5 separate regions of the Homo sapiens genome follow, and regions 2, 3, 4 and 5 are each linked to region 1. Evidence: chromatin contacts called from ENCODE Hi-C or POLR2A ChIA-PET data. All regions are on one chromosome and are shown on one strand. The core of a region is the stretch at or near the end of the contact, and the rest is flanking DNA. Distances in the headings are between cores, read along the strand shown.

Region 1 (2,568 bases), core at 31-2,530:
GGTAAATAGAATACCACGGTACAATAGAAATGCAATGCATGCCACATATATAATTTTAAATGTTCTAGTAGCCACACTAATAAAGTAAAAAGATAAAGATCAAATTTTAGTCTTTAACCTCAATAGTCCTTCTCTAAGATGTTATCACTATAAAGAAATTGAGGTATTTTACATTCTTTTTCTCATTCTTCTTCAAAATCTAGAGTGTAATTTACCCTTACAGTGTATCTCAGTTCAGACTACTACAATTCAGGTTCTCAGGGCCACATGTAGTGGTTACAATGGACAGCGCTAACATAGAATACTTGGCACATAGCCGGCATCCAGTAAATATTTGTTAAAGTTAATATTCTTCTATACCATTTTAATTCTTCTGTAGTCCAGGAATAATACAGTAATGTCACGTCATTAATACCACCCAATTGACTTAGCCATTTCCTTGTTGGGCATTTAGGTCTTTTCCAATTTTCACTTTTTAAAATAATTCTGTAATAAACATCTATCTGGTTCGTACCTGTTTTTCCTTGGAATAAATTCCCAGAAAGTATTAAATATGGTAATTGCCCCAGAAATGATATGTCACGTAAGACTTCTAATTGTTTATGCTTGGTTCTTGTTAATGACTCTTGTAATGTTAACAGGGCAGGTATTGCTGTGATGGTTATAATTACAAACATATTAGTACTAATGTTTTGTCTGCTGCAATGCATCAGGCACTCTGCATTAGGTTATGCATATCTTATAGATGAGACACACGAGGCTTGGGGAAGTTACAAACTTAGCACTGGACTCGCACTCAAACTGAGATCTGGGTTAATCTATTTTCAAAGACTGGGTGTTTTACGCTGGGACAAATTAAGAAACTAAAACTGTTTTAGTTAAGAAAGAAAACAGAAAGGAAGAAAGAAAAGGCTAAGTAAAGACAAGGGAAGGAAAACGAAGAAAGCTGAGGAAAGGACAAAAAGTTAAAGGCTGGAAACCCGGGCGGTGCAGAAGCGACCCTTATCTCGCCGGTGCAGAAGCACCGTCCGACCCCCGGCGCGGGTGCCCGCCACAGTCCCAGTGCCCCGCCCGGTGCAGCTCCCTCTCCGCCGGCCCCGCCACCCGCAGCCATCCCACGCCTGCCGCCCCGGCGCTCCACTCGGGGTAGCCGATTAGCAGGCAGCTTCCGGCCTCCAGCACTGCACCGCCTGCGGTGCGAACGTGACGTCCGCGACACAGGGGGGGACTTCCGGCGCGCCGCGCCACGCCACGTGTTCCGCACCGGAAGCGCGCTTCCAGTCGCCCCGGCAACAGCCGCCTCCCTCGCGTCCCCCACTCCCCCTCTGTCTCTCCAAGGAAAACTAGGCCCCTGCGCGGCCAACGCCCAGGATCCGCAAGCTGCGCGCCCACGAGGTGACTTCGGGGACGGCTGGGTTTCCTTTGGGGAGTGAGGGAGGAGCTTAGACGCCCCGGGCCCTGGCTTCTTCTGATGCGCAGAGAGCCGAGGTCTTGGACGTCACGTTGCTCTCATAATTATCTTAATCCCGCGACAAAAGGTGGGGCCGGAGGCCCATGAGATTCCTAAATCATTGCAGGTTAATTGTGAGAGGGGACCAGTCCCAGAGGCTCTCAGCTCTGCAGTGCTTCCGAATCACTGGACGACTCTTTAAGAATTCTGATCCCCGGGCCCCCATCCCGGACCAATGAAATCAGAATCTCTAATAGTGGGGCCCTGGCATCGGTAGTTTTTAAAGCTGCCCAGGTGATTCTGGGGTGCCGAGAACCACCGTGTTAAGGTCTGTAGGTGAATTCGGATTTTGCCCATCCAGTCCAGTATCTGAATAGAAGATCGCCCAGGACAGCCACATACTTGAAGGATGTCTAGGATATTGCCCTCTCTGCTCAAAAATTCGGGTTTCTTTCTTTTCTCTTGCACTTTAACCTCTGCAGGAGGTCAGCTTTTGGTGGGAGTTATCTTGAGACATCTGGCGCCTACAGTTTATGGGCCTTGTGTCTCTGCCCACTTATCAGTAATGAGCTGTAATTGAACCAGTGGCCAACGAAGTGCATTTTAGCTCTGAAATCTTGATGTTCCCTTAGTACAGATCAGATGGTTCTGAACAATTTTATTTTTTTCAGGAATGATGTTTTTAAACTCGTTTGACAGGCTAGGCTGTGTATTCAGCTGTTCTTCATCTCAAATCAGAACAATATTACTTAAAAAATCTAGACTAAAGATTAGTAACGCAACACTTCTAGGATTATTTATGCTCACAGCCCCCATGAATTGTAGGATGAGAGCTACCCTTTAAAAATACTATTTTTGCTAGCATAATTTATCGGAATAACAGTCTCTTTGTAATTTCAATGTGAACAGAAACCATATATTTTTAAAGACTGCTGGTTAGTAACTTGGAATAAGCATAACTGAAAGCAAGTTCACAGGTGTATAAATCCCCTCTGTGTGTTCATTGCTGTGCTGGGGAAGTATACAAACTAAAGTTCCAGAGAGAAATGTTCATTCTGAAACTGTTCTATAGATGGTGATTAATCATTTTGGGTTTTTTTTTAAAGGATAGGGTGAGA
Region 2 (2,568 bases), core at 27-2,526, 1.8 Mb before region 1:
GCTTGAACCCAGGGGGCGGAGGCTGCAGTGAGCCAAGATCGTGCCACTGCACTCCAGCCTGGGCAACAGAGCGAGACTCCGTCTCAAAAAAAAAAAAAAAAAAAAAGAAAAGAAAAGAAAAAATTAGCCAGGTGTGGTGGTGAATGCCTGTAGTCCCAGCTACTAGGGAGGCTGAGGTGGGAGGACTGCTTGAGCCTGGGAGGTGGAGGCTGCTGTGAGCCGTGGTTGTGCACATCCCTCCTGGGCAACAGAACAAGACCCTGTCTCAAAAATAAATAAATGAGCTTCATAACTAGTATTATGTTGATATATATTTGAATAACATAATAATTTGGGTAAACCAAGGGTCTCATATTAGTCAAGTTTGAGAAAAACTTGCAAAACGTCTAATTAATACCTTCAACTCCTGCTGGTTTTACGAAGAAAAACATTCACCGAATACTTACTACGTGTGCAAGGACTGTGCTAGCTGCTGTAATTCATGAAGCTTGCAACTGTAATATTAGATACTTTATAAGTTACACAGAATCAGTGGGCGATCATTCACCAAGACTTCCTCTTCCTGCCTTTAGTATGTTAACATTGTTTCTGACATGTGTTTCTAAATAACTACTTGGGGGCAGAAGTCACAGCTATTTTTCCTCCGACACAATATTTGACTTCCTTCTGACACTGGGGCTTCAAGTTAGGGCTGGAGTGGACAGAGCAATTTCACAACACAGAAAACAGAATAAAGAGTCCATCACCTGAGTCTCTCAGTCGAGCAAGTTCCTGCCGACGTTTCTTTCGTTTCTCCTTCTTCAGGGCGGCCCTGTACTTTTTGTGGCTGGAAGATTAAGACATATACACGACGATCAGCGGCTACAATGCAGCGCTGCCCGAGCTCCCCGCTCCTCTGTGCCCAATGAAAGGAAATAGTTCGGGTGCTGAGGAGAGAAACCTTGCTTCCTGTATTTTAATTACAGAACAGCCATCTATCATCGCCTCATCCTCCCACTCCCAGACAGTTCTTCTCCATCCGCCAACCTGATCCTCTCCTCGCTTGCCTGAGCCACAGCCGCCCGTGCAAGTCCGGGGAGGGCACCAGAGCGCGCACCAGGAAGGAATGGAGCTGCCGCGGTGGCTCACTTAGCTTGGCCCAGCTTCTCTTTTCTTCCTGCCACCACATCCTCCATGCCCACGATCGGCCCGCTCGCCTGCTCATCTCCCCGTACGGCGCTTACCTTGGTTTCTCGGGAAACGTCATCTTCTCGGGCGCAGCCATCTTGCCGGCACCGCCCCGCCCCTCCAGGTCTGGCAGGAAAGGGCGGGCCTAAGAGTCGAGACGGGCACGCGCAGGCGCGGGTACCGAGCAACCTCCACCAGCGTGGGACTTGAAACGGAAAGCCGGAGGTACCCTTCGGCGGCTCGTCTTCCAGAACCCTGCTCAAATAAATACCTCCTTCCAGCAAAAATACTCTGGGGCTTTTACCCCGCCCTAGAAGTAATTGTCGCTTCAGCACTTGCCCAGTGCTGTATCACTGTCTCCCTCCTCGCCCTAGCAGGACGTGTTGTGGCTAGGCGGTTAAAGTCGTACTCTGCCGCTTTTCTCAGCATCCACTCATGAAGTCACATCGCGCACAGAGCTGCTCGCCCGGCTTTATTTCCGACCTGTCCAGGTTCCGCGTCCTTCCGCCGATCCACCTATCAGCGCCTCAGACAAAGCTCCAGACTTCGCTCCCTGCCAGTCACACCTGTTCTGGTCCCTTAAGCAAACCTAACTCCCAGGGCTGCAAAGCTGTTACCTCTGCCCCTGAGGAGTTTACAATCGAGGGGGCAGAGAAGAACCAATACATAATATGATGCAGGCAAAGATGAAGTTTACCTAACATAGTCCACCAAGGGATTCAGGGAGAGCTCTCTTTTTTTTCCTTTTTTCTTTTTTTTTCAGTATCACATGCGACTCAACTGCAGTATCAGGGACAGCTTTCTGATGCTAAGAGTTGAGTTTGGAAAGAAGATGCCCTTTACCCAGAAGGAGAAGGGTGGGAATGCAGTTACAGTCAGATCAGCATAAGCAAAGGCGCTGAAAGGTGAAAGTGGAATATGCTGGGAACAGCAAGAATTTTGGCAATCGAATTTATTTATTTATTCATTTCTTATATATTAGAGACAGGGTCTTGTCTTTCACCCAGGTTGGAGTGCAGTGGCGCAATCACGACTCGCTGCAGCTTCGACCTCCTGGGGTCAAGCAATCCTTCCACCTCAGCCTCCCGAGTAGCTGGGAATACAGGCGCGAGCCACCACGCCCGCCCAGCTATCCAATTTAAAGTGCAGTTCGAGGCTGGGTGCAGCGGCTCACGCCTGTAATCCCAGCACTTTGGGAGGCCTAGGCGGGTGGATCACCTGAGGTCAGGAGTTCGTCAGCCTGGCCAACATGGTGAAACCCCGTCTCTACTAAAAATACAAAATTAGCCGGGTGTGGTGGCACATGCCTGTAGTCCCAGCTACTCTGGAGGCTGAAACAGGAGAACTGCTTGAACCCAGGAGGTGGCGGCCGCAGTGAGCCGAGATGGCACCACTGCCCTC
Region 3 (2,568 bases), core at 38-2,537, 1.7 Mb before region 1:
AGGGAGAAGAGGGCAGGTGTGTACAGGCACAGAGAACGGTGCCCTTGCTGCTTTTGGCATTTCAGTGAATTCCAACCCTGATGCTGAGGTTAAAAAAAAAAAAAAACCTCAGTAAAAAATATTCCTAGAAAGCTTTACGGTTTTCCACTTCCAACATACCCAAGAAGAGTGGCCACTCCTGAGAGATGTGCAGGGACAATTCAAGGGTATGCTCTGGGGCAGCTTCTCTCACCACAGAAATAGCACTACTTGTCTCCATACTCTAGCAAGACTTTTAAACAGCAGAGTGATGGCCAGATTATCAGTAAAGGAAGAATGGGAAGCAGAAAGCAACGCGGTTTTCAGTGGCTAGGAGAGAACAAGTTCTTTTCAAACTAAGTTGTACACATCAACTCCCCTTATCTCTCAAACTTTCCCAGCGAAAATACACAGGAGGGAAGGGCACTGACATCAATATTAACCAATTGCCACAAGCCTCGGGGCAGAAGCATTTAACATTGAATGCCACAAGAATCACGAAAACCAACAAGGTTTGTATTTGGAGGTTCCTCTCCTTCAGCTTTAGGGCTGAGCACAAAACAAAAAGGCCAGAAGAAAGAACTGCAGGGTGAAGAAAGCTCAGATTTGCCCGCATGGCACAGTTGTGATGCTGATACCCTGTCTTGGGGGTGAGTGGCTGTGAGTCTCTCCACAGCCCCTAGCATAGTGGGTGGTGCGGATACAATGCAGATCTGAGGGAGTTCCAGTTTACTGAGCCTCGGTTTCTGGAACCGCAACCTCAGATTTGTCGCCCTTACCCCCGTCTCTAGCTATTTCACAGAAGGCTGGACTTTCTGGAGTTATTTGGATTCAACCAACCTTGGCAACCCTACCTACCAAGGAACTGCTCTCCCGCGCCCCCACCCCCTTTTCTCTGGAACAGCTGTTATCGCGTCCTGTGCAAAGAACCTTAAAGGATGACAGCCGTTTGGTAACTCCCATAGTGGAGGAAGAGGGCTGGGGTGGGGGAGTTCGACACCCCATTAGGCCCCACTCAGTACTCCCGGGCGCCCTGCCGGGACCCAGACAATACTCGCAGGATCAACAGCTCTCCTAGCTCCGGAACCCGGTGCGCCAGAGCGGAGAGTCGTGGGAAGAATCACGGCCCTGTCTGGATCGGCCTGTCCCTGGTCGCCCCCCACTCCTCTCGGCCACCCGTCCTTACCTGAGCGTCTCTCCAGATCACGAACCTAGCCGCTCGCTCGCCTACGGGGATCCGCAGCCTGCACGTCCGGCCATCGAAGCTACGCCCCCTCGTGCCCTGTTACGCCCCACATACCAGGGCCACGCCCCTCAATGGAGGCCACGCCCCCACCTGGCAGATCCACGCCCCACTACGTCCGTACTTATTGCCCCGGTCACGCCCAACCAAACTGTGCCAGTCTCTGCCCTCCACCCTGGCCACACCCCTTTAGCTACAGCCACGCCCCTCTCGCCCGGGCCACGCCCCCATTCACCCCTGCTCCCTCCTAGCCCCGCCTCTGCGCTCCCCCTGGGCTCTTCCCTCTAGCCTGGGCCACGCCTCTGAGCCCTGCTCTGGCCCCGCCCCCGCCGGACCAATCCTCCCTCCTCCTGCTCGCCGCTGGCCGCATTAGTGGATTGAAACTAGACCTGGGGCTTCAGAGCCTTATCTAAAAAGTGACTTTCCCTCGGTTCCTCCCATCTCCAAACACCACGACTTTATGTGCTGGGAACAGGTGACTCAGTAGGGAAACAAACACTGAACGTGTCCTTTCCCGCTAGTTTTCATGTCCAATTTACCCGAGTTTCTTTGAGCCAGTTTTTATGTCCTCTGAACTCGAACTGTGGACCCGTGTTCCTTCCAGCCCAATTTTCATATCCTCTAAAGCAGAACTGTGGATGTGTTCCTTCTAGCCTCTTAGCCGACCTTAAATACTAGGCAGATGAGTGGAAAAAACAGAATTCCTCTACTTCCTGATGTCTCCTTCAGATGGGCTTTCCTAAGCACCCAGTGCCCCGTTGCTGCTGAGGGCGTGTGAAGACATCACCCCCACTTTGTGCTTTGAGATTACTCTGCTATCCTTCTTCCCTCAATTTACAACTCTGGGTCCACGTGAAAAATATGAAGAAGCTATAACCAGCTTTCTTCCCCTGTGTACATAAATCTCTGACTCATTCATGCAAATTTCATTTATTGAGTACATGCTCCCCTGACAAACAAGACAAGCCTCAAGAAGCTTACAGTCTGAAGTTGCCCCAACTTGGGTTTGGATGAGAAAATTGGGGAAGATGTGGCAAAAGGTTAATAGGTGGAAAAGGAGTTGGTAATCTCAGGTCATTAGTAGGAATATTTGGGGGTAGTAAACATAGGAAGCCACTTTTATAGTATTTAGTACATTTCTTTACACAATAAATTATCAAAAAATCTTCACTGAATATCTACTCTTCCACATGTATAGAAATATATAATTTCCCCCCTTTGTAGAAGTAAAATTTGCTACTTATATTGCTTCATATGCCAACAATAAAGATTTTACTATCACACAGTTCTTTTTTCTTCTCCTCCCT
Region 4 (2,568 bases), core at 40-2,539, 1.6 Mb before region 1:
AATATTCAAGAACAGTGCAGCTTTTCACTAAGTCCCTGAAGACAGGGGAGGTGGGGTGAACTTTGGTTCATTGTGAACTCTGATGCAGGCTATGAATAGTGACTCCTCTGAGAGATGCGCGGGGCAGCATCTTACCAGAGATTTCTGACTATTCTCCATACTCCAGCAAGACTTTCAAAGTGCATAGTGGAAATGGTCAGATTATCAGTAAAGAAGAAGGGGAAGCAGAAAGCAATGTGGTATTCAGTGGCTAATAAGGAGCATATAAACAAATTAAGGTTTACGCATCTTCGTTAAGTCATTTCCCAAGCTTTTCCAGCAAAAGTAAATGTGAGAGAAGTACACAGATATTAATACTAACGCGTTTCCAGCAGCCTCAGAGCAGCAGCATTTAACGCTGAATATCACACAGAATCCCAGCCACCAAGAATGTCTGCATTTTGGAGGTTCCTCTCCTCCGGCTCTGGGGCAAGGCACAACAGAAAAACTCAGATTTGTCCAAGGGACACAACTGTGCTTTTGATCTACTCTGGGGTGGCTGTGTCTGTCCATAGCCCCTAGCATAGTCAGGTGGGAATATCAACAATGCAGACCCGAGGGAGTCCCAGCTTGCTGCTCCTTGGTTTCTGGACACTCCTCTCATCCCGCAATGTCTCTGGGAAAGCTGTTCTACTTTTTAATAGACAGAATCCTAAAAGGATGTCTGGTGATCCCCATAGCGGAGAAAGAGGGCTAGAGTGGGGAAGTGGCTATTTCCCCGCCGCCAGCCTCCCACTCCCATTCCTCAGAGAAGCCCCGCCAGGGCCCCGGCCAACCTCGCCGCACCAAAAGCTTCTCTGGCTCCAGGGCCGATAGCGGCACGCGGTCATGTTTGCGGCAAGTGGCACAGTTCCTGCCCTCTCAAGCAGACCACGCCCTGCTGCTGCCCACGCTCCTTACTGCCGCCCGCCCTTACCCGAACGACTTACCTGAGCCAGAACCTCCTCGTTCGCTCCCGGTACCCGAGGATCCCGCACGCGGCCATCTTGGCCACGCCCCCTCACGTTTAGCCACGTCCCTACGCAGCAAACGTCATTTCGTCATTCCAGGTTACGCCCCTATCAGTCCCCATTCTGTCCCCGACCCAGGCTGAAATCTCGCCCTGGCCACGCTTCCCCAGCGCCGGAGTCCACACCTGCTCTGCGCTCTGGCTACACATCTCCTGTCGCTGCCACGCGCCTGCACGCTAACTTGCCGACGCCTCTGCCCTCCGCCTGCTCCACCATCTTTGTTACGCCCCTCAGAGCAACAAGGCACGCCCACACGTAAGGACCGCGCCCCCCACGTTCGAGGCACGTCTCTGCGTTCCAACTACGTCATGTCCCTACTTCCCTTTTCGCGCCACCTCCCTTGCCGGTCACTACTCCGCAGCCCGCCTTTCCATCTGTGGCCACTTTTCCACCCTTCGCCCAGTGATCATCCAGTCACAACTAGTCTGCCTACCCCACCTCCCTCCCTTGGGCTCACGTCCCTACTCCGCCTGAGGCCGACCGTCCCGCGAATTCGAATTTCTTTTTTACACCCTTGCGACTACGCCACGCCTTTCACGTAAGGGCTAAAGTCAGCTCGTTCGGGCCACGCCCCTGCGGTACGCCTGGGTCACGCCTCTTCCGCTAAGCCTTGCTGCCTGCGCTCCTCACTGGCGGGGCCGTTCCCGCCGTGGCCGTTCCCACCGTGGCTAACCCCTTCCATTCTCTCGGAACAGGCAAGACCCCTCTGGTCCGCGTCACTTTTCTTACTGCATTCCACACCTCTCTTTTCTGGCCAGTCCTGGCCGTCCTCTCAGGCCACACGCTACAACCTTGTGGTCCTCATTGGCCACTCGCATCCTGCGCATGCGCACTTACCTACCTTCACTTCTGGTCACGCGTTAGGTTCCCAGGCCACCCACTTTTGGTTCCACTCTGGTCACGCCTCTCCCGCCAGTTGCACGCTCTCTGCGCTCCTTTTAGGTGCGATACTTGATCCCGGGAAGCCACGGAGGTGTTGGAGGGGCCCACCAGTCTCCAGAGAGGACTGTCCAGGTCCTGGAACCAGATGTCCGCGGCATTTATAGAGTGAAATGAGCCTGCGGATCTCTGATCCTCTCCTAAAAAGTGACTTTCTCCATGTATCTCCCAACTCTAAACACCACAACTCGTTAAGCAAAAACCGAGTAGGAAACAGAACTGATGGGCCAGTGGTGGAGCAATGTTCCTTCTAGCTAGGTTTCATGTCCTTTAACCCGATATGGAGATAAACTGGAACCGTGTTCCTTCCAGCCCATTTAAAGTCAGCGGACTTTAAATGCTAGGGAGATACATGGAGTAAGCACACTCCTCTACTTCCTGATGTGTCCTCCTGATGACTTTTCCTAGGCACTTGGTGCCCTAATGCTCTCTAGGTCCTGTCTAGACACCACCACATTCAGACCTCTGTTTGCAGCCCCCTGCTCCAAGATTACGCTTTTTTACTCCCTCCATTCGCAATTCTGGGTTCACAGGAAAAAAGTGAGGAGGTTATTACCAGCTTTTCTGTCCAGAAATTTCT
Region 5 (2,568 bases), core at 24-2,523, 1.0 Mb after region 1:
TTTCCAAGTGCGGGTGTCGAGATGGGAGAAAAGAGGGCTTGTCTTGGGTCAGGAGAGCTGGGTTTCATTCCCAGTGGGTGCCTAGCCAGCTGGGAGACCCTGGGCAGTCATGTCTTCCTTTAGTGCCTCAGTTTCTTCATCTGCACAGAGGGAGAATGGAAACTAGACTTAATGGTATTTACAATCATGACCTACAACATAGCATGGACCCTCCACCCTCCCATTTCTTCTCTAATCCTTTTATCCTATTTCACTTTTCTCTAAAATGCTTAGCAATACACTTGCCACATTATATATTTATTTGTTTTTTTGCACTAAAATGCAAGCTTCATGAGCCACTGCATCCAGCCTGATAATGTTTTTAAATTTGCTGTATGCATCACATCCCCTTTCCTTGTTTATCATTCTCTGAGAAACAAATGTTCTCCAGGGGTTCCGTATTTTAAAAGGAAACTAATTTTTCCTCATCCCTCAAAAAATTCGAGGAAAGCTGGGAGAAGGCATTCATAGGCAGATAAGTAACAACTTATTTCCAAAAACTAGATGCAAAGGCTGCAGGCCTACAAAATGTTGTCTTTTATAGACTCCTCACTTTTATAAGATGCAAAAAAAAAAAAAATCAGAGGAATAGCTTGTAACAAATGGTTACAACTATGGAAATACAGGAATGGCCAAAAAAAGGCAAAATTCCACTATAATAGTGTCATGTGCTTTTCCTCATTGGTTCCTCCTATTTAAACCCTTAGCATGTCTCTCCATCTTCTCTTACCCTCTCAAGCTACATTTCAGATGGCCCCAACTCCCTGATTTGTTTTCACATATCATTTAAGGGCTAGCAGGGCAAAACCTTCTGAAAAGTCATGCAGATGATCATTTGCCTGGCACGCTTTTTTTTAAGTCAGGACTCAAATGAATTGAAAAGTTGCAAACATATTATTTGCAGGCAATGTGCTCAGACCCCCTTGCCTCGATAGTGGGCTGCATGAAGCAGTGGTGGTGCACCATCATCCACCATTTCTGGTGCCAAGTTTTGTCTCGTGTCCAGCTGAAATGTTAGTCATCTTATAGAGCTGCTTGGAAGATGCTATTACATGTAAGTCCCAGCAGTTTTTTCCTCTCAGTACTAGCTTTTTGTGAACGTCATGAGACTGGGAGAAAATCTCTCTGCCAACAAGTGCTCAGTAAAAACCTCCATCCCAGAAATTACCCTGATATATGCAAGTGTGGCAGCGTGAGAGGCAAGTGGGTTGGCAAAGGGCCACGTGGATTCACATGCCACTACCTTCTATTTCCCTTTGTTCAGCTGTGCTGTTCGCACAGGGTGGTGGGTTCTCTCTCTCTTTTTCTTTTTTCTCCTTACTCTTAGCTTTTCTTTCTCTCTCTTTCTTTCTTTTCTTTCTTTCTTTCTTTCTTTCTCTCTCTCTCTCTCTCTCCCTCTTTCTTTCTTTCTTTTTTTTGGCAGTTGAGCTTTGAGCAGTGATGCGTTTTGTTTCAAAAGAGAATCACCAACAGAAAGGGATTGCTCATTGCTCATCTAACTTCAGGGCTCTCTTCTTGTAGAATGCTTCTGCCCACTCACTGTTTCATATGAGAAAGCATTTAAATTCAAAACTCACAAAGTCAGAACTGAAAGTATGTGGGTTTCAGTTCTCCTTATCCGTTTTCCCTTCTTTAAAAACTAAGGAGCCCTATTTGGAGATGTGCGTGCCTGCCAGGAATGAGGTGTGGGGCTCTAGGGTGCTGCGCTGGAACCCATGATGACATGGTTGGCCTATTCATCATAGACCTTTAGAAATGGAAAGAACCAGAAAAGGGCCTGGAAAGAACCTAATTCAATTATTAGGAAGAACCGAATTCATTACTTTTAATGGCAAAAACTGCAATTACTTTTGCCCCAATTTAATACATCATTTTACAAATGAGAAAATCAAAGCCAGAGAGAATGACCTGTCCAAAGTCACATGGCTAATTAGACCCTGTATCACATGTAGACCCTTGTATCTTGGCTGCATTTGGGTGTAGTTGCCAATGTATGTTTGAACTTGGATCTACAACTCCTCAGCAAAGTCAGAGAATCATGCAATTAAAAAAAAAAATGGAGCTAACAGCAAGTCCCAGCATCTCCCCTTAGTTTTGAAGAAGGCAGCATAAACCAGGATCTAGACCCAAAGCAGAGGTCTTGGTAGTTTTTACATGAAGAAACTCATGTGATTCCCAACCAATTCTATGCAACCACAGTTAAAGTGATTTATCTTCAACATCTGGCAACCTAAAGAACTGAAGTAGAGATGACGTTGGGAAGCTGAGTTCCAGGAACATTTTTGTCATGGAGGTAAGGTTCCTGGGTCATCATGAATTAGATGAAAAAGCTCCTTATAACTGGCCACAAAGAAGGCATCAATGACTTTACTAGGTGAAAATGTGGACTAGTGTTTGGATTTTCAAAACAAGCTGATATCAGCCACATGTAAGACCAAAGCAATAGTCACAAAGAAATCCAAAGGACAGCCTCTGGGCTGAGAATTAATAGATCCTTTTCAACAATTTTTACGATAACTTGTTGACAAG

Evidence for each region. Hi-C counts contacts between places; a loop is a spot of excess contacts on that map. ChIA-PET counts read pairs that join two places held with the same protein, here RNA polymerase II (POLR2A). Pooled maps may share reads with other maps.
Region 2: a pooled map shows a loop between it and region 1 (13-fold over the local background). The contact joins the promoter of ZRSR2 here to the promoter of GEMIN8 in region 1. A Hi-C loop is called at or near these places in 7 of 50 pooled maps. POLR2A ChIA-PET finds 5 or more read pairs at or near these places in 2 of 52 experiments (OCI-LY7 and activated CD4-positive, alpha-beta T cell).
Region 3: a loop to region 1 is called in a pooled map, with 12 times the contacts of the local background. The contact joins the promoter of CA5B here to the promoter of GEMIN8 in region 1. A Hi-C loop is called at or near these places in 6 of 50 pooled maps. POLR2A ChIA-PET finds 5 or more read pairs at or near these places in 2 of 52 experiments (HEK293 and WTC11).
Region 4: a map of B cell shows a loop between it and region 1 (18-fold over the local background). The contact joins the promoter of CA5BP1-CA5B here to the promoter of GEMIN8 in region 1. A Hi-C loop is called at or near these places in 6 of 168 maps with a recorded cell type or tissue (B cell, CD4-positive, alpha-beta T cell, ascending aorta and 2 more) and 15 of 50 pooled maps. POLR2A ChIA-PET finds 5 or more read pairs at or near these places in 1 of 52 experiments (activated CD4-positive, alpha-beta T cell).
Region 5: a pooled map shows a loop between it and region 1 (10-fold over the local background). The contact joins the enhancer-like site here to the promoter of GEMIN8 in region 1. A Hi-C loop is called at or near these places in 5 of 37 single-sample maps with no recorded cell type and 6 of 50 pooled maps. POLR2A ChIA-PET finds 5 or more read pairs at or near these places in 1 of 52 experiments (activated CD4-positive, alpha-beta T cell).

The regions. Positions count from the first base shown.
Region 1 is chrX:14,028,604-14,031,171 of GRCh38, reverse strand. It overlaps GEMIN8 (gem nuclear organelle associated protein 8), which reads left to right and starts at 1,280. Exons shown (of 5, transcript NM_001042479.2): 1 at 1,280-1,395. RefSeq lists silencers at 940-1,079, 1,114-1,313 and enhancers at 690-1,190, 1,191-1,691.
Region 2 is chrX:15,789,192-15,791,759 of GRCh38, reverse strand. ZRSR2 (zinc finger CCCH-type, RNA binding motif and serine/arginine rich 2) reads right to left here and starts at 1,276. Exons shown (of 11, transcript NM_005089.4): 1 at 1,224-1,276; 2 at 747-826. The coding sequence starts at 1,264. RefSeq lists enhancers at 1-290, 949-1,398.
Region 3 is chrX:15,736,989-15,739,556 of GRCh38, reverse strand. It overlaps CA5B (carbonic anhydrase 5B), which reads right to left and starts at 1,287. Exons shown (of 8, transcript NM_007220.4): 1 at 1,205-1,287. The region is part of intron 4 of CA5BP1-CA5B (CA5BP1-CA5B readthrough); the gene reads right to left. RefSeq lists a silencer at 1,323-1,622.
Region 4 is chrX:15,674,179-15,676,746 of GRCh38, reverse strand. CA5BP1-CA5B (CA5BP1-CA5B readthrough) reads right to left here and starts at 1,289. Exons shown (of 12, transcript NR_160544.1): 1 at 969-1,289. It also overlaps a transcript of CLTRN not described here and the pseudogene CA5BP1. RefSeq lists enhancers at 1,214-1,333, 1,006-1,624, 1,857-2,360.
Region 5 is chrX:13,004,881-13,007,448 of GRCh38, reverse strand. No RefSeq gene overlaps it. Among named protein-coding and RNA genes, the nearest start is that of TMSB4X, 31 kb to the right of the region's middle. RefSeq lists an enhancer at 1,298-1,347. Within about 2 kb of position 1,273, at least 11 of the 41 ENCODE cell types and tissues checked have a DNase peak (open chromatin) inside an H3K27ac peak, as active enhancers do.